Linked DNA regions of Homo sapiens: region 2 is linked to region 1. A link is an interaction called in ENCODE POLR2A ChIA-PET data of the cell type or tissue named here. Cell type or tissue: PC-3. All regions are shown on one strand. Links, peaks and the distances in the headings refer to the core of each region. The heading gives the core; the rest is flanking DNA. Region 1 overlaps RNF43 (ring finger protein 43). Region 2 holds the start of LOC107985048 (a long non-coding RNA gene).

Evidence for each region. Peaks named below come from ENCODE experiments on the same cell type or tissue, not always from the same donor. Only the 100,000 strongest peaks of a DNase experiment are listed, where the experiment ranks them.
Region 2: POLR2A ChIA-PET joins it to region 1 with 21 read pairs; 1 of 35 experiments calls an interaction of 5 or more read pairs at or near these places.

The regions. Positions count from the first base shown.
Region 1 is chr17:58,411,691-58,414,190 of GRCh38, forward strand. The region is part of intron 2 of RNF43 (ring finger protein 43); the gene reads right to left. Among named protein-coding and RNA genes, the nearest start is that of RNF43, 4.6 kb to the right of the region's middle. In PC-3, for the core only: no CTCF peak of the experiment used is centred there; a DNase peak (open chromatin) is centred at 1,431; H3K4me3 peaks cover 1,574 bases; H3K27ac peaks cover 636 bases.
Region 2 is chr17:58,564,974-58,583,063 of GRCh38, forward strand. It overlaps TEX14 (testis expressed 14, intercellular bridge forming factor), which reads right to left. Exons shown (of 32, transcript NM_031272.5): 20 at 14,692-14,758; 21 at 12,402-12,483; 22 at 9,214-9,276; 23 at 8,208-8,335; 24 at 6,948-7,153; 25 at 5,412-5,511; 26 at 4,219-4,287; 27 at 774-851. LOC107985048 (a long non-coding RNA gene) reads left to right here and starts at 8,800. Exons shown (of 3, transcript XR_001752952.2): 1 at 8,800-9,290; 2 at 9,803-9,911; 3 at 13,857-15,254. RefSeq lists a silencer at 5,882-6,082. In PC-3, for the core only: no CTCF peak of the experiment used is centred there; a DNase peak (open chromatin) is centred at 10,698; H3K27ac peaks cover 466 bases.

The DNA of each region.
Region 1 (2,500 bases), core at 1-2,500:
ACACTAAGATCCTCTTACTCTTTTGCTCTGAGAAGAAAGATTAATTTTGAGTTGTCCCTTGAAATAATATTTATAAATGATAAACAGGATTGAGAAATAAAATATGACTGTAATCACTTTTAGAAGTGGTGGCAATAATATTGCTTGAAATAAAAGAAACAAACATTGATAAGAGGTAACCAAACCAGAAAACCGGAAATTAGACAATGAATCAGCTCCAACACTTTTCCTTCTACAATGGTATAAACCAGGAGAGAAAGAATATATTCCAATGTGAATAAAAACAGTAAGAAGTAATCACTATCATTTAGTCCTTTTTATCAGTCACCGCCAGGTAATTAGGAGATCTGAAAAGTTTCCTTGACCTAGATTTTTGATGGCTATTAAAATACCAATCCAGAATAGCAGTGGAAGGTAATCCTAAATATACAAATTCAGTGGAAAACAAAAGAAAAATAAAAGAGTGGAAGGAAATCAGAGAAGAGGAAGAGACAAATATTTTGGCAAATATAGGGGAAACCTAAGAATTAGATACTTTAAAGACAATGACAAACCTGCAAAAAGAGTTGGAATGATACAGTAATATAAAGAAGCAACTCTTGGGGAAAATAATAAAATTTGGACAGGACTAAAATGAGATGTTCTGAAATGGAAAAGAGAGGACTTGAGAAATAGAAGGGCAAAGGCAACACCATTTCCTCTTCTATTTTGACTTTCTTCTAGCGCTTTTAGAAGAATATTACAATTTATAATTTTGAACATACCTTGTAAAATGAATCATTACTATTGGCAAGGAGAAACCTAAGCACAAAGACTGAGAGATAAGAATCAGAACAAAAATCATCAAAACTTGACTTTTAATGCCCTTATACATACAGCCATCAGATAAAGTTGAGACAAAATTCTTTTAGAGGCAATTCTATGGTCTATTTTACTATTCAACAAATTGGGGGCACATTGTCAAGGGGGGGGGTCTCCTTTTGTCTAAGAAAAAATTAAAATCATAATACAAATGAAAATTCAGTCAGTTTGGTCCTTATGAAATTGTCTATACACTGAATTAATTGAGCAAAATGTAAAGAAATGTCTGATTTTCAGAAATTATCTCAGAATTCCAGAAATAACAACATGGTTTTTTTTTTTTTAAATCACTGTTCTCATAACTGTACATTTTTTGGTACATACATAGCATCCTCAAGTTTAAAAAGATTTGACTGCAATCTTTGGAGACAAATAATCTTAACAGGTAACTACAACAATTCATAGGTAGAAGGATTCACAGAATTATCCAGAATTCCTCAAAACCGAAGAGAAGACTACTTTTAGATTTCTGACACCAGGGTACAGCTCTCCATTGAGAAAGCTAAAGTTCAGCAAAGCACATCTCTAGAAGATATAAACAGAACTTCAGTTAAATGGAAGGCTTGGCTAACCACAGTTGAGTAAACCTGAGTTGCAGTGTAATCTGATAAGGAACAAACAGCATGGATTCCAGAAGTGTAAACCATGTGTCCCTAACACACTAGAGTTCTTTGAAAGAATTAATCAAAGAATGGATAAAGAAAACCATATATATAATTCAGAAGCTTGTTTTTTAAAAAAGTTTCTCACAAGAGGCTGTTGAAAAACTTTAATAACTGTTGTAGATTAAAAATTGATTAACAGACAATAAACCGAAACCAATATGGAAAGTATCCAGAAATGAATACTAAGCTAGTGAAAAAACTTATTTAAAGACCTAAACGAAGCATATGTGGACAGAAAGGAGATGACTAAAAATTGCCAATGACATAAAACTATCCACTGTAAAGGCTGAAAGTCTTTGCTAAGTTATGATGAAATTCCCTCTTCACAAAGTAAAAGCAATACTTAATGTATAATGATAGGATCAAAGTTAATAGTTTAAAAAACAAAATAGATTGGTAAGATTTGCCAGAGTGAGAAAAACGATAGAACAATAGAAGACATGATAAAGATTGATAAAATAATGAATGGCAAAGAGAATGCCAACTGGTGCTGTTTGTTTACTTTTTCCTTTATGAAAACACAAACTTTATGTAGAGCTTTATGATAATAAGATTAAAACTTAAAAGAATACATTATTTTATGGAACACATAATTAGCCCACTGAACATGCTATCACAGGTTATCAATAAGGCACGTATGGCTCTCAAAAACTTCAGTGATATCAAAATATGACTAGCAAAATTACTTACGGTCCTAAAATGGAGCACACAATTCATGCTTCAGGGTATTAACTAGGCAAGGCCAGGAAGGAAGTTTCCTTTCCAATTGCCATAGTATTCAAGATGATTTATGAGTTCAGCTTTTAAGTATTCCTAATTCCATTTTAGAATCCAAATTATCTTATTCAAAAAAATCTTATGCCATTTTTCCAGATATACTCTTCTTTCCTATTTTTCTAAATAGCAAAGCCTTCCATTTTCACCTAATTCTCCTTCACTTCATTTATCCCAGCTTCAAAATATTGCCTAAGAAG
Region 2 (18,090 bases), core at 9,330-11,829, 160 kb after region 1:
AACAGTTGAAAGAATTAACTTTATTAGAACGAAAAAAAAATTGAGAAAGCTTGCCTTAAAATAGAGTGCAAAAATTAAGGCCAATCAGTGGTCCCTGAAGTGTGCAATGCATTAGCTCCCCTCTTCCCAGGAGAGCAGGGGGCCAGGTGGCAGTCTGCAGGCCACCTGCATTTGCAGCAGCTGCTTCTGGGGTCTTGGAAGCTTTTCAGTGCCAGGTGAAGCTACAGGAAACCTTGCTTGTGCCAAGGCTCAAGGAAGACAGAGGAAGCTGAAGAAAGAAAGGGCACATAAAAGAGGAGGCAAGCAACCATGAAAACAAATTGCACAAATTTACTTTGGGGACCATCTTGTTCTCACTTGTTAGATGTTTCTAACTTGGAGCTCCAGGAAAGGAATTTGGGTGGGGAAGGGATGTACCCTTTAATGTATGCCAAGCATTTTACATATGCTATCTCATTCCATCCTGCCAGCAGTCCTATAAAGGGAAGAGGACTAACATTTGCTAAGTATTTGAAAATGTTAGTACTTGTACATGGCTCTGTACATGGAGCTAATATGTACTTCATGAGACAGAAATTATTGTCCCCATTTTACAGATTAAGACGACTGAGGCTCAGAAACAGTAAAACAGCTTGCCATACAAATAACTATAAAGTCAGACTTGAGGTGGAGTTGTGCCTGACCTCAAGGTCACACTTCCCTATATGTACCACTGTGTTGCCAAGGACAGCGTTAAAAGAACCTGATGAAAACAATCTAGGTAGTTCACTTACCATTTGCAGTGCCTCCTCCATCACTTGCTGTGTTCTCATGCAACACCGTGGATGAGCCCTGCTGCTGTTTCAAGAGCTCTGTCACAACACAAAAGCCAAAGGAAACTTATTTCCTCCCTTGCGTGTCCTGCCGTTCTCTAGAGCAGTGGTTCTCCAAGGGTGATCCTTAGACTTGCAGCATTAACATAACCCGGGAACTCGTTAGGAATGCAAATTCTCAGGCCTCATCTCAGACCTGCTGAATCAGAAACTCTGGGGGTCTAGCAATGTGTGTTTTACTTAGCCCTTCATGTGATTCTGATGTCTGATAAAATTTGAGAACCACTGCTTTAGGGCATTCCAGGTTTGAAAGGAATTCTTTAGGTATGACAAAATCCCACACAACACTCAAAATAGAAATGATGATGATCATACATAACACTTGCAGAACCCCAGGTGTCAGGTTCTGTTTCTAAGCACTCGCATACATTAATTCAGGATGAATGTTCACAATTAATCTTCACAACAACCCTCTGAAATAGACTGTGTTATTGTTACTCCTATTTAGCAGATGAGGAAATTTAGGTTAAGAAACTTGCCTAAAAATCACACAGACAGTAAGTGGTAAAATTGGTAAAAATCCAGGCAGTCTAGCTCTAAGGTTTATGCTCTTAATCTCTATTTTATAGTCTCTCAAAAAGTTAGTAACATCAAAACAATCTAAATGTTTCCCCATCTCTATTCACCTATATTTCATACTTTTTTCCTGGTTTATGAAAAGACAGAAGGCAGGCTGAGCATGGTGGCTCACGCCTGTAATCCCAGCATTTTGGGAGGCCGAGGCAGGGGGATCACTTGAGGTCAGGAGTTCGAGCCCAGCCTGGCCAACATAGTGAAACCCCATCTCTACTAAAAAAATAAAAATTAGCCGGGCATGGTGGCACACACCTGTAATCCCAGCTACTCAGGAGGCTGAGGCAGGAGAATTGCTTGAACCCAGGAGGTGGAGGTTGCAGTGAGCCGAGATGATGCCACTGCACTCCAGCCTGGGTGACAGAGTAAGACTCTGTCTCAAAAAAAAAAAAAAAGGAAAAGAAAAAGAAAAGATTGAAAGCAAAGAATATCCATCATTTCCAGTTCCTAAAGAAATACTCAGCCTGGCCAGGAGCAGTGGCTCACACCTGTAATCCCAGCACTTTGGGAGGCTGAGGCAGGTGGATCACCTGAGGTCAGGAGTTTGAGATCAGCCTGACCAACATGGTGAACCCCATCTCTACTAAAAATACAAAAAATTAGCCAGGCATGGTGGCTCATGCCTGTAATCCCAGCTACTCGGGAGGCTGAGGCAGGAGAATTGCTTGAACCCTGGAGGTGAAGGTTGCAGTGAGCTGAGATCACTCCATTGCACTCTAGCCTGGGCAACAAGAGTGAAACCCTGTCAAAGGAAAGGAAAAAGGAAAGGAAAGGAAAAAGGCAAGGCAAGGAATACTCACTAGACTAAGACAAGCATCTGCTAACTCAGTATGCTGCTTTATCCTCAAAGTGCTCTGCAAAGCAAAGCAAGTTGGGAGGCAGCATAGACAAGCCACCCTGAGCTCGTTGGCATGGTCCTCTTCTGTGCTGGTGCAGGTCTTCTCCCTTCCTGCAGTGCAGGAAGCAGTCCTACCTGGCAGCCATGGGTGTCAAGGGTCCCCATAAGATCATTTAATATAATTTGAAATTTAAAAAATCCATTTTCGTCCTTGTTAAAAGTAGTCCTGCGCAGATCTTAAATGATCATCTGTATCCTAGTTCTAAAGAACCTTCCACTTTAGGCACCTGTCAGGAGCCTAGAGCTTTGGATGTGAGCCCTCCAAAATAGCAGTTGAGAGTTCCAGTAACTCCCCAAAGGTCTCTTTAAGGGAAACAACAGAGTGATGATATATAGTAATCAGGCAGGCAAGCCCATTATCAGAAGAAACTACTCAAGTGCCCTCTGCCCTTTATCCTTCTGCAAAATTACTGACCCATCTCAAAGTGCAGACATTACCTAGAAACCTGGTCCAGATAATTCCCATAAGTGAAATGAGGGAAGGCTTCTGCAGACTGTGCTGGGGTGCAGCAGCACCATAAGGCCAGAGCCCAGGACAAAGTCTGGTAACACAGCTGCTGAAATGGAGGAGGTGAATGGAAGGTTTACACAGCAACTATAGAGGGAAGACAGCAGGATCCAGAGAAAAAGTATCAGCTATGATCAAACTGCAAAGGAGCCTACAATACTGCCTTAAATCATGACCGAGGAACAAATGATACTAAGAATCTACCTGAGCAGGACATGTGTGGGGTGACCTCCACTCTCAGCAGTTCTGTTATTTTAAGAAGAGCAACCAAAGAGGAGGAATTTGCAAGGACTGCCTAGGGAATCCCAGATATGGAAAGCAGGGGTGGGAGTGTGGGCTCTAAGAGCCTGACCCAACAACCCTGTGACTCTACAACACTGTGGCACTGGGGGAGGGGTAAAGTGAAGCAAGAAAGGTCCTATGACCATGGAAAAAGAAAGAAACCAAGGAAGGTCTGACAGCACTGACTGGCTCCACCCAAGTTCATCAGGCCAAGGGACAGGAGCTAAGGGTTATGATAATGACCCTGAAGAGAGCTGTCCATTGAGTCAGACCTGAAAATTCTGATTTACCTCCTCCTTTATGAAACCCAAGACCTCAGAGACCCTGAAAACCAAGGGGTGCCCCTCAGGAAATTATAGGTCCCATAACAAGAACTGGACTATCCAGAGTCTGATGAGATGCATTTTCTGAGGGTGAAGGGCTGGTTGGCCAGGCTGTCAAGAAAGGCGCAGTCAAGTCTTTCCTAGGAAAACAGACCACCTGCCCCAGTTTCCATAACAATGTAACATTTACTTTCAGCATCAGACCAGCTGGACAGGGCCAGCCAATCAGCTGCAAATAAAATTTGGTTGGTAACTGCTCTGCCTGAAAATTCTGGTCTCTGTAGGTTTTGTGCCACTGACTTCCCTGTTCTTAGGAAGGGGATTTATTCACAATTTCAATACCTTTAATACCTACAGCTAATGGCAAAACTGAAAGCACAGGTGTCTTGGCCTGGGAAGCTAGACCTCAGGCCTCAAAGGAATGGCTGGTTTGGTCTGAAAAGGAGATAAGAACTCCTTTAATAAAAGAAATTCATCATAATAAACCACTTGAATGTTACTTCCCCTTAGATTCATCAACATAAGTCCTTTAAGTAACAAAATGACAACTGACACAAGCCAATCATCCTGGCCAGGCTGTGGCTCATTTTATTGCAAAACTGCCCCTTCCTAAATTTTGGAAAACTGCCCCTTCCTATATTCAACCAGGCCATCATACAGCCTTTTATACTAGTGTTCACACTTGAGACAAAGACACCATACTGTGGTCAGTGACATAACTAACAGGGCCGAGAAGTATATTCTGTATTGAACATCTCTTACCAATGTCATCAAGTAGCTCCTGAGATGGTGGTGGCAGCTCATCAATGTGATGCTGTGAGAAGGCTTCTACTAGTTTTTAAAAAAGACAAAAGGGAAAATGTCTTAACACCCTCCTGGACCTGAACTGAATTTTTCTCGGCTCTCACATAGACTTGACTGAGGATTTCTCTCAATGATGAAACAAACTAAGGAGGAAGGAAGCCTCTTACATAATAGTTCCAGTAGAGACCTCCTAACATGTGAATGGCCTTTACTCCCCACTTCTACCCCAATCCCTTTCCTTTCCTACATCAGCCCTTACCCTGGTACTGCTTGATCTATGCCCCTCCCTTCCTAAGGATATTTGGAGGAGGTAAGGTACAAATTCTTACTAAGTGGCTCAATCTGGACCAGGGCTGCTGGAGGAATACAGAGGTTCTGGACCAGTCAAAATGAACAAAAGCACAAAGTAGGAGGCCTTTAACTAAATATTATCAGGCCAGGGGATTTAGAGGCAACCACACTTTGGGTCTTGCCCCAAGTGCTCAATTATAACATTGACCAAAATACCTCAACATAATTCACAAAATCCCTATCCCCCTGAGGGAAATTCCAAGAGTTATACCAAAGACAGAAGACGTTAAAATTAAAGTAATAAAGGTAATATGCCTCAAGACTGCTAATATTCTCAGACCTTGTGATTTGGAAACTGTCTTCTAAGAATCTATCCTAAGGAAAGGATCAGAGGTACAGATAAAAATTTATGTATAAAGAGCAAAAATTGGAAAATGATATAAATCTTAAACATAAGAAAATGGTTAAGCAACATGTAGAATGGACTATAACTACTACATATATTTATGAACAATTTTTAATAACAAGGGAAAAGCCTCAAAATATAACAAGGGAATAAAGCAGTCCAGAACTGATACACAATATGATCTCACTATGCTAAAACATATTATTATATATTTATAAAAATATTTAAAAGATATGCAAAAAAAAAAGTACATGAGGTTAAAAAAGTGTATAGTCACCTTCTTTGTTAAGCTTTTATTTATTCTCCAAGTTTCCTACAATGAGTGTGTTTTACTTTTATAATCATGGGGAAAACAGCATTTCTGTCTGAACCTAATGTGGCATCAAAGATTGATAAGCATCAATTTAAGCCTCCTTGATTATAAACTTCTATTTTGATATTAAACACAGGGTACCTTTAGGCAGGCTCCTTCTCTGGGTGGCATGGGGTGGTGATGAGTCACATGCCTTAACAAGGCTGGGGGATCCAGCCCCAATAAATGAAGACAATCTTTTCTATAAGGAAGAGATAAACATGGTAACTGTCATGTGTGTTGAGCTAAAAAGGCATATGCAGCTCAGTCATTTCCAGTTGTTTTGTTGATTAAGTCAAACTCACTCACATGTCACCTCCTCTGGGAAGCCTCCTTTTTTTTTTTTTTTTTTTTTTTTTTTGAGATGGAGTCTTACTCTGTTGCCCAGGCTGGAGTGCAGTGGCACAATCTCAGCTCACTGCAACCTTCACCTCCCGGGTTCATGCAATTCTCCTGCCTCAGCCTCCCAAGTAGCTGGGATTACAGGTGTGTACCACCACGCCCAGCCAAATTTTTTTCTGTATTTTTAGTAGAGACGGGGTTTCATCATGTTGGCCAGGCTGGTCTCAAACTCCTGATCTCAAATGATCCACCCACTTCAGCTTCCCAAAGTGGTGGGATTACAGGCATAAGCCACTGCATCTGGCCTGGGAAGCCTTATCCCTGACTGCCTCCTCAGCACTCAGTACTTACCGCTGTGTTACATCAGGCCTGTCTTTCTCACTAGACAGTGAGCTCCTTTGAGGCAGGGATCATGTCTTTCTTATTCACACTTGGATGCCTTGAAGAGGGCCTGACATGGTGCTTGGCACTTAGAATCTGCCCAATTAACGGTTAAATGAACACATAAAATTCCTTGTCATCTCCCTACTTCAAAGTGAGACCTTTTTTGAGCCAAATACCAAAAAAGTTGACAATCAATTTTTCATAAAGGAACTTGTACTTTTCTTTTCTTTTTTTTTTTTTTTTTGGAGACAGGGTCTCACTCTGTCGCCCAGGCTGGAGTGTAGTGGTGCAATCACAGTTCACTGCAACCTCGACCTCCTGGGCTCAGGTAATCCTCCCACCTCAGCCTCCCGTGTAGCTGAAACTACAGGCACATGGCACCATGTCCCAGCTAATTTTCTGTATCTTTTGTAGAGATGGGGTTTCGTCATGCTGCCCAGGCTGGTCTCAAACTCCTGAAATCAAGTGATCTGCCCGCCTCGGTCTCCCAAAGTGCTGGGATTATAGGCTTGAGCCACTGTGCCTGGCCAGAACTTGTAGTTTTCCTGACTAGGGTACACATATGAGAAAGGGAGAGGAAAAGAAAAAAAAAGGAGGAAGAAGTAGAAGAAGAGGAGGAGAAGAAGGCAGTATATGATTAAGTGTTTTTCCTGCAGGTTATTAGTTCAGGAGTTCAGAGAACAGTAGAGATCGATCAAAACTCTCAGGGAAGTAACCAGGGAAGGCTTTAAGGAGGAAGCAAAACTTAAGCCTCCCATAATATAGACTCAAGAGAGGAGTCCCAGGCAAGCCAGGAGAGGACCCAGCTTATTTCTTGCTTTCTTAATGAATTTGGAGAAATCTTGGCAGTTTGGGTCACTGGGCCCTTTGGGCTGACTCCATGAGTTTGTAACGTGGAATTGATATACTTACAAGACCAGTCAGTCTTGAAGGGGGAGTTTCAGAGGAAGTAAGGAGAGAATCCAGTTTCTTTGCTCTCTCTCGGACACTTATAAAGTCATCAGACAAAGTTTGAATAAATTCTTGACTGTTCCAGCAAGAGGCAAACTCTGTCTTAACCTGAAATGTGATACTTTCAAGGCAGTCTTTATACTGACTGGCAGCTGAAGAAACGGACCCTGTTGGAGAAAAGCGGAAGGTTACTGTCTGAATCCTTTATATTATTTCTCCTTTTTTCCTTTTTCCCTTTGTTTTTGTTTTTTCTGCCCCAATATGATGTGCAGAAATGAATCTTTTACATTATTAAAACAAACAAACAAACAAACAAACAAACAAAACATCCAAACCCACAAACCTATACCTATACTAAGGATTTTCCAAATTGTTAATAACTGAAATAAGGCCGGGTACGGTGGCTCACGCCTGTAATCCCAGCACTTTGTGGGAGGCCGAGGTGGGTGGATCACGAGGTCAGGAGATCAAGACCATCCTGGCTAACACGGTGAAACCCTGTCTCTACTAAAAATACAAAACATTAGCTGGGTGCGGTGGCGGGCGCCTGTAGTCCCAGCTACTCGGGAGGCTGAGGCAGGAGAATGGCATGAACCCGGGAGGCGGAGCTTGCAGTGAGCCGAGATTGCGCCACTGCACTCCGGCCTGGGCAACAGAGTGAGACTCTGTCTTTAAAAAAAAAAAAAAAAAAAATTACTGAAACAATCATTGATCTGAGACACAGCTCCTCATGGTATAAAAAATAATAGTCTCTAAACTTGGCCTCTAAACTTTACCAAAATAAAATAAACGGTGATTTTTTAAACCACAAATATATTGGAAGTAAGGCCACTAAAGAGAGGATATTTGATGCTGGTTGCATATGGTTGCAGGACTTAAGAACTATATAAAGTTTAAGCACAAGGTACTGTTTTAAGTTGCAAACTCTACAAAGCTCAATGTTTTTGTACTAAATTCAGTAGTGCTTAGAGGAGATGTAGCATTTGCATGGCTTTACCACTGCAGTTCTAACCAAAACCTCCTAACGGCTGCCCAATAATCACCACCACCATCACCCCGCCCCCTGGCCTACAATGGGATTACCCAGTTTTGGCCCTAAAGAAAAACCTTTGCACTATGACAACACAGCCACCAGCTCTGATACCACGGCTTGGCTTCCCAGAGACAATGGGCTGGGGCTGTAAGTCCTTCTCCCCAAACACTTCTCTTCCCTGTGATTACCTGGGCTGAGTGGAGTGCTGACACTGGTAGGTGCATGGTTTATTTTGGGTGTTTTGCATGAAGCTTCCTTAAAAGAGCTGTCTGGTTCATAGGAGATACTAGACAGGTCTTGAATATCCGTCAATGATCTAAAGAATTAAGAGCACACAGTAATGATGAGAAGATGACTAGAAAAATCAAACAATATATTCCTGAGAGGTACTTTTTAAGTATAATCTTAACAAAATTTGTATGTGGCAATAGGCCAGAATTAGAGAATATCTTAGAACATCTTATGTATCTTAAAGAGAATATTAGAGAACATATTTAAAAGAGATTGTAACTTTATTACCAAAGAGACTTTTTTTTGGCGGCAGGGACAGAGTTTTGCTCTTGTCACCCAGGATGGAGTGCAATGGCATGATCTCGGCTCACTGCAACCTCCGCCTCCCGGGTTCAAGTGATTCTCCTGCCTCAGCCTCCTGGGTAGCTGGGACTACAAGCGTGTGCCACCATGCCTGGCTAATTTTAGTATTTTTAGTAGAGATGGGATTTTACCATGTTGGCCAGGCTGGTCACGAACTCCTGATCTCAGGTGATCCGCCCACCTCAGCCTCCCAAAGTGCTGGGATTACAGGCATGAGCCACCACACCTGGCACCATAGAGACTTTCTTTGCTAGATACTGTAACTTTAAACATATCAGCAGCTAAAAATAAACTATTTCCATAGATGAAATATTCCATATTTCCAGGATATTTACGTGGAAAACAGATTTAATCTACCTTAAGCGTAAACTTATTATTATTATGATTATTATTATCATCACTACATTTCCTTGAGTGTAAGCTGCTATTAGTTATAAATCATATCACCAATTTGATAACAACTTTTTGGTGAAAGAAGCAGCATACTCACATTAAGTCTACACGTAAAAATGGAAAGATCCTTACAAACAAGAATATACTATTCCCTTAAAACCAAGACTTTACACAAGCATCCCTAGGCATTCTCTTTGGTGATCATACATGTCTTTCTCTTTCAGTTCCTTTGGTGACTCCTTTGATGTCTCTTCTTGTTCATCTTCAGTACTGTGAGAAAGAAAGTAAGAAAATTACATAAATCCCCTCTGTGAACAAAGTACACTAACTACTTGCTACAAGGAACCAGTTGATCAGCCCAGTGTGAGACGCAGAGGAAAGGGCACTAAGCTCAGGAGTAGAAAGTGTGAGTTCTGTGCCAGGCACGTTGGCTCACGTCTGTAATCCCAGCACTTTGGGAGGCCAAAGCGGGTGGGTCACGAGGTCAACAGATCGAGACCATCCTGGCCAACATGGTGAAACCCCGTCTCTACTAAAAATACAAAAATTAGCTGGGCTTGGTAGCACGTGCCTGTAGTTCCAGCTACTCGGGAGGCTGAGACAGGAATTGCTTGAACCCAGGAGGCGGAGGTTGCAGTGAGCTGAGATCGCGCCATTGCACTCCAGCCTGGGCAGCAAGAATGAGACTCCATCTCCAAAAAAAAAAAAAAAAAAAAAAAAAAGTGTGAGTTCTGGTTCTGGCTGTACTACTAGCTGCGAGTTCTCTGACATGTCTGGGCCTCATTTTTCTCTCCAGAGTTGAATAAATACTCTCTAAGGGTCAGCTCTGAAATCAGTTAAAGACTCTATACGACTGTGAGCAAATTCATGAGAAAATCAACAGAGCACAGGAACTTTGCTGGGAGGTAAGATATTGGAGCAAAGGGGCACAGCCATGAGGCCTCAGCACCTGTAAGAAGCTTCCTGGCATAGTGTACCAGGAGAGGCCAGAGAGGCTTGTACCAAAAAATGGCCAGAATAGTGAAGACAAACTTGACCTGTTTCTACTTTAACCAATATTTAAGATTCAATGTCAGTACTCACTGAACATTAACTATAAGGCAGATCCCATGCTAAATCCTTCCATGTTTTCACTTTTTTTTTTTTTTTTTTGAGATGGAGTCTCACTCTTGTTGCCCAGGCTGGAGTGCAATGGCGCGATCTCAGCTCACTGCAACCTTCGCCTCCTGGGTTCAAGTGATTCTCCTGCCTCAGCCTCCCAAGTAGCTGGCATTACAGGCATGCGCCACCACGCCCGGCTAATTTTCTGTATTTTTAGTAGAGACGGGGTTTCTCCATGTTGGTCAGGCTGATCTCAAACTCCTGACCTCAGGTGATCTGCCTGCCTCGGCCTCCCAAAGTGCTAAGATTACAGGTGTGAGCCACTGTGCCTGTCCTTCACATTTTTAATCCTTGCAAAAATCCTCTGAGACCAGTGATATAAATGAAAGATCATGGATTTGGGGTTGAGTTGTGACTTTATTAATTCTGTTACCAAAAATGTTTGTTTCTCCTTCTAAATAATACAACAGGACTTTTTGGCCCTCTTGATTTACATAAATGACCACAGAACTTGTTTTAACCAATAAAATATGAGTGAAAGTGATGAGTCACTTCTGGGCAGAAACTTTAACAGCCAGTACACAACTCACCGTGTTCCATTTTTCCTGCCTTAGCAATCAAGGAAGCACAAAAATGGGGCCTCCCTCAGCCTAAGTCTGATAGAAGGCAATATAGCACAGAACATTCCTGGCCAACCCATGAGCCATGGACATGAAGCAGGAGCAAAGAAGAAACTTGTTGTTTTAAACCACTAAAATTTGGGAGTTGTTTACTATATATAGCATAATCTAGTCTATCCTGACTGACTAGCTGAGTGACCTTAGAAAAAAATATTTAAACTCTCTGAACTTTGCTTTCTTTACTGGCAAATGGAGGCAATGGTATGTGCCTCACAGGGTTGTTATGTGGATTAAATCAGACAATGAAACAGAGTGCCTGGCATATGCTAGATATTTAGGAAATACTAGCTACAATAATTATAATTAAGGAAACTGAGGCCCAGAGAGAATAAAATAAATTGAATGTTATTGTGCCAGATACGTTATAACAATTATGAATTTTTTAAACTTTTCTTTTGAGATAATTGTAGATTCACATGCAATTGTAAGAAATACACTTTACTGGCTGAATGCGGTGGCTCACGCCTGTAATCCCAGCACTTTGGGAGGCCGAGGCAGGTGGATCACCTGAGGTCAAGAGTTCGAGATCAACCTGGCCAACATGGTGAAACCCCATCTCTACTAAAAATACAAAATTAGCCAGGTGTGGTGGCACATGCCTATAATTCCGCTACTTGGGAGGCTGGGGCAGGAGAATCACTTGAACCCGGGAGGTGGAGGTTGCAGTGAGCTGAGATCACGCCACTGCAGTGAGCTGAGATCACGCCACTGCAGTGAGCTGAGATCACACAACAAGAGTGAAATTCTATCTCAAGAAAAAGAAAATACACTTTACCCACTTTATCCCAGTGGTAACATCTTGCAAATCTATAGGACAGTATCACAACCAGGATATTGACATTGATACAGTCAAGATACAGAACATTTCTACTACCACAAAGATATTTCTGGTTTACAGCTATGCCTGCTTCCCTCCTTTCCCCACCCCTTCCTTAACCCCTGGCAACCACTCATCTGTTCTTTATTTTTATAATTTTGTCATTTCAAGAATGTTATATTAATGGAATCACACAGTAAATAACTTTTTGGGATTGCTTTTCCTACTCAGCATAATTCTCTGGAAATTTAGCCAAGTTGTTGCATGTATCAATAGTTTATTTCTTTTTACTGCTGAGTAGCAAGCACTCAATGGTATGGATGTACCAAAGTCTGTTTAATCATTTACTTGGTGAAGGACATCCGGGTTTCCAGTTTGGAGGTATTATGGATAAATTTGTTATAAACGTTCCTGTATGTATTTCTGTGTAAATGTAAATTTTCATCTCTCTGGGATAAATGCCCAGGAGTTATATTATTACTTTAAGTTCCTATTGTCAACATTCTCAGTAAGGATTCTTATCCCTGCTTCACAGATGGGAAAATAGAATAGAGGGGTTGAGAACCTTGACAAGGTCACATGAACAGAAAGTCAGAGTCAGATCTAAGTAAAGGTGATGACTCAATCCCTCAAATTCTACTGCACAAGTCCTAACACAGCTAAGCTGCCCAAAGCTAACTTTTATAAGATAGTAGCTAATACATCTGAAGACAAGCAATATATAAACACGGAGCATTATCACCATTTAACATTGCATCTATGAGTTTGAAACTGCATAAGATAATAATAGCCCATACCTTCGTACAGGTTGAAATTGAGACCTGGGCAAAATCTCAGCATTCTTTCCAAGAATTTTTCTCATTTGGAACTTTTCCTCACCTGAAAGAATAAAGTTAAAAATATATATATATATTTTTTTTTACTGAATCTTTGTCAACCCAAATTATTGTCACCATTCCCTAGAATGTCCCTTGGTCTGGTCCAGAATTAGAAATAATCTGGATAAACAAAGTGCTGCCCTAATTGGGTTTGGATTGAGTGCTGTAGAAGAGGTTTTTGCTCTGAAAGTTTATTTTCCTTGCTCAGAGCACAGAACTATATTCTGACACTCAGAATACAATCAAGCTATTTACTGGCCTTTCAGTTATAACCACAGTTATTTCTGAAGACAAATGTTGTTTTGTCTTTTTAAGAAGGCAAACTGACCCGGTTCCTGTCAACAGACGCCAGGGGGCGTTGAAAACAAGAACTGTTTGTTAACTAAACAGCCCCGAACTCTAACTATGCCACTTGGCCATCAAACACTAGGTGTGGGCGTGGGCGTGGGCGTGGGGTCTTGAGTACTGAGGAGCTAATTCAACTGTCTTCTGTTCTTCTTGGCATCAAGTTATCTGAAGTTACTCCTCCCCAGTTCTCAGTAAGATGCTTTGCTCCAGGCAGGCAGGGCCAGTATCCATTTTCCTTCCCACCACTGTACTGTCCTAGTTAATAAAGAAGGGGGCAGATGGAGCATCCAGCCCTGTTTCCAAATGCCTATGACTCCCCCACCCCCATCCCATTCCTTAGGTCCAGGTGGTCTGGTAGACACTAAGAAGGCCCATCAGAACAATGCCACCTTTCACAGCTACCAAGGAGCTCTGAAACCCCACCAGTGGAGAGACATTGGGGGTTCCTCTTCCTCTGACCCTTTTAAAATGATAAATATCCAGAAAGCATAAACTAATTCCTAAGAAGCAACATTTAGAGCTTAGAGACTTTAGAGTCCGACCCTCTCCTTTACTTTATACCAGGGGAAAGTAGGGCCCTGGGGTGAAGTGACTTGCTGAAGGTTATGCAGAAAAAGTCAGTGGCAGAATGGGTCTTGGAACCTAGCATGCTGCATCCTGTACCCCTGTTGTGTCCTCTCATGTGGAAGGGGATATATATCAGAACAGTAGAAGGAAAAGGGGGCAGAGAGGGGCAGAAAGAAGTGAATGGAGTAGAAATCAGAGACTTTTTCACATACTTCATGTGTCTGTATTAAACTAGCTCTGGTTATCTGACCTGTCTGCCCTAAACTTTTCCATCCCACTCAACTCACCTCCACATACAAGTTAAGTGGCCACATACAAGGCAGGTCCAAAAAAGAGGCTCTGCAGGAAGAGGTGGGTGGCCCAAGGCTCTGGAGACTTTTAATACATATTATGCTGAGACTTTAAGTAAAAGTTGATCTAAAAGCTTACAGCTTCTTAAAATGCTCCCAACTCTGGCAGGGGCCTTCACAAGGTTACAGTTGGAAGCTGGAGTATGCAGTGGAAGAAGGGAGTAAGTTCATAACACTACGCTGTTTGGGTTTAGACGGTTGAGACATGACCATGGATAGCTACACAGGTTGGTAGGTGGATAACTCTACTTTTAAAATAGATGAGTACATACCTTAAAAGAACAAGAGTACACAATTTTAAAAATGTAACAAAGCCAACAGTTAACTTATATCTGTCTGGTGCCACATCCCTGGCTACTGATCCAAGGCTACCTTCTCATCTAAAAGAAAGCCCCTGCTAAGTTATATAGAACCCAAGGCCTCCCAAGTGGTAGATGTTAAGTTGAATCTGCATTGTTAACTGTTACTAACTCTTTGCTAAGATGCTAAGCAAGCAAAGGAAAATGCTGGTGACACTGCCTTCTGGGGAGAAGAAATACATGAAAACCTAGTTCTAATTTTGTTATGTTAATAACTAGCTATGTAGCTTGGGCAAATCCCCCAGGTCAGCTTAGCAAAGATAACTGCACTTGCTATGTGGCACACCAAGGAGCCTGAAAGCTTGAGAGACCAAAGGGGGAAAAAGCAGTGACTACAACAACATTTGCTATAAAAATGCAAGGGGAGGTATAAATAATACAACACGTGGATGTCATGAGGTTGGTGAGGAGGAAGGGATTTGTTCTATTGAGGAGAAATCATTGAACCTTGGTTTTCTCAACCATATAATGAAAGGTTTGGACGAGGCTGTCCCTCAGGATCCCCCCAGCTCTAAACATCTGTGATCCAACAGAAGAAATTTAAGGGAAGTGATTCTCAAGGAATCTTCCCTAAGGGCTTATTACCAGAGACTTGAGGTTGGGCAAATGCACCTTGTATTCCTTCAAAGTCCTCTTCTATGGGACTCGAGGTCTAAAAAAGAACAAAAGAAAAGCAAAGAAAGGAGGTTCACTGGAGGCAGACATATTAAAAGGTCAATAATTTCTTGATGTTCTTAAATCTTGAAAATCTTCATAAGATCCCTGCATCTTTATAGAAAAAGCACAAACTTGCTTCCTAGACATTAAGTACTTATTTGTATCATATGTCCTCTCCTCAGTAAGTCCTCCCTCACCTCTCATTGTGAAGAGGAATTATGTGACTCCGCCTCCTTATATCACTATCCCTATTCAACCCAATCTTCCAACAAAGATATTTTGGTTCTTGGGAGCTTTATCAGAAGAGCTAAAGAAGGCTTAAAAGCTGGCCCAGTCTGCAAAACTACTCTACGAGGTAAGAAGTCAGAACAATGGTTCCTTTTGGAAGAGGCAGTGACTGGATGGGATCACAAGGGGTCTTTTGGGGACTAGTAATGTTTCATTTCCTTTTTTTCAAACAAGGTCTTGCTATGTTGCTCAAGCTGTTCTCAAACTCCTGAGCTCAAGCAATCCTCCCGCCTCAGCCTCCTAAAGTGTTGTGATTATAGACATGAGCCACCACACCTAGCTGAAATTATATATATATATTTTTTGAGACGGAGTCTCATTCTGTCGCCCAGGCTGGAGTGCAGTGGCACGATCTCAGCTCACTGCACCCTCTGTCCCCCGGGTTCAAGCAATTCTCCTGCCTCAGCCTCCCGAGTAGCTGGGAATACAGGCACCTGCCACTGCGCCCGGTTAATTTTTGTATTTTTAGTAGAGACGAGGTTTCACCATCTTGGCCAGGCTGGTCTTGAACTTCTGACCTCACGATCCACCCACCTCGGCCTCCCCAAGTGCTGGGATTACAGGCGTGAGCTACCGCGCCTGGCCTGAAATTACATCTTTGATGCATCCTAGAATTCTTATCAGTCAAATACTGTGATTGACACAATCCTCCCTTTCATATAGGTAAAAGATCCCAAAAAGGTGCCAGGTTAGCAGGGAGGTAGGGTGGAAAATAAGTAAATAAGAGAATTCATCAAAATTCATTTTACAAATGAAAATACTCTGTACAGGAGGTTCTTGTAAAAGCTAGGCAGATTCCCAAGAAAACTTGGTATATTGGACAGTCTCATATTTGTTGCTGAACCCTTGCCTCAATCCTGGCTCTCCCATCACTAAAACTTGGCAGGCTGGAGTTAATTAATTCCGTATATCTGCAGAACACCAGTCTTCCTCAGAGAGAGGAATGATAGCCTTGTCCTTTCCCATTAGGAAGTATGAATTAAGTAGCATGAATAAAAACATTTTGAGCCAGGCATGGTGGCTCACGCCTGTAATCCCAGCATTTTGGGAGGCCGAGGCGGGCGGATCACGAGTTCAGGAGTTTGAGACCAGCCCGACCAACATGGTGAAACCCCATCTCTACTAAAAATACAAAAATTAGCTGGGTGTGATGGCACACGCCTGTAATTCCAGCTACTCAGGAGGCTGAGGCAGGAGAATCGCTTGAACCCGGGAGGCAGAGGATGCGGTGAGCCGAGATCACACCACTGCACTCCAGCCTGGGTGACAGAGCGAGACTCTATCTCAAAAATTAAAAAAAAAAAAAAGTTTTGAAAAAAAAGTACAAAGTGCTGTATAAATGCAGTAACCACAATTTTGGGAGAAACTGCACATGACTTCCCATCCTCAAAAATAAAAAAATTTTCAGATGTTTTTCAAAACACGTATGAATGCATGGGTTCATATCACACTCCTGACACCAAAAAAGGTATAAAAAATCCTGGTAGACATTACATACTTTGATATGTAAGCTATTTTTCTCAATAAAAGAAATAAGGCAATGGAGAAAGGTGAAAAGGTACTTTACCCTGAACTGCGTTTTTTACCTCTAGAGCTAAGTTTTCTTGAGCAGTCGAGGAGTAAAAATATTCACCGTCTGGAGTTAAAAATTCATCTGTTATATCCTCAGAAGACTCTGGTGAACAAGTTGATTGCATGGACTGATGCTATTAATAATGTAGGAAATCACTTTTAAGTTGCTGTTCATTGTAACGAAATCCCTTTATAGTTGGATGCAGTGTTAACAACGGGGTTATCTAACACTACCCAGCAGTCAGTGTGACACTGAGCTGACTCTCCCTACCTCTTTGTGCATGTGCCTCTGCCTTCCCTTCCTGGTGGGGAAAAGCAGCTGTTAACTGACTGGAATAGCATGAAGGAATGCTAATCCTGAGCCTCAGCATCATCATCTGCAGAATGGGTGGAGATGAGGTGACCGTCCTATTCTAATATTCTAAATAAGGAGAAAGGCCCTAGTCAACTCAAGTTGAGGACTGAATTTAAACACACTAATCCCTCACAGGCAGAGACATAGCCCATGTGTTGGCATCATCTTACAGATGAGGAGGCTGCGGCTACTCAGAACCTGTGAGTCCCTTGAGTATTATAGGTTAAAGGCAAATGAAGAAGCATTTTAAAAACAGCAATGTAGTCTCAATAATAAAAATAAAATAGTAAAAAGCAGCAAATTTATATTTACTTATTTATTTTTCTGAGACAGAGTCTCTCTCTGTCACTCAGACTGGAGTGCAGAGGTGCGATCTTGGCTCACTGCAACCTCCACCTCCCAGGTTCAAGTGATTCTCCTGCCTCAGCCTCCTGAGTAGCTGGGACTATAGGCATGTGCCACCATGCCCAGCTAATTTTTGTATTTTTAGTAGAGAGGGGTTTCACTATGGTGGCCAAACTGGTCTTGAACTCCTGACTTCGTGATCTGCCTGCCTCTGCCTCCCAAAGTGCTGGGATTACAGACATGAGCCACCACACCCGGCCTGCAAATTTCTTTTTTTTTTTTTTTGAGACAGAGTCTTCCTCTGTCACCCAGGCTGGCGTGCAGTGGCATGATCTCGGCTCACTGCAGCCTCCGCCTCTGGGGTCCCAGTGATTCTCCTGCCTCAGCTTCCCAAGTAGCTGGGATCACAGGTGTGTGCCACCACACCTGTCTACTTTTTGTATTTTTAGTAGAGATGGGGTTTCACCATGTTGGCATGGCTGGTCTCAAACTCCTGACCTCAAGTGATCCTCCCACCTCGGCCTCCCAAAGTGCTGGGATTATAGGTGTGAGCCACCGCGACCGGCCTGCAAATTTATTTCTTTAGCATCTCTGCTCCACCCCTTTTTTCCTGCTTATTTCACAATATTCAGGACCTGATTACTATGTGGCCAAACAAATGGCTCACTTCAGTCTTTTTTTTTTTTTTTTTGAGACATGGTTTCATTCAGTCCACCCAGGCTAGAGTACAGTGGCGCAATGACAGCTCACTGCAGCCTTGAACTGCT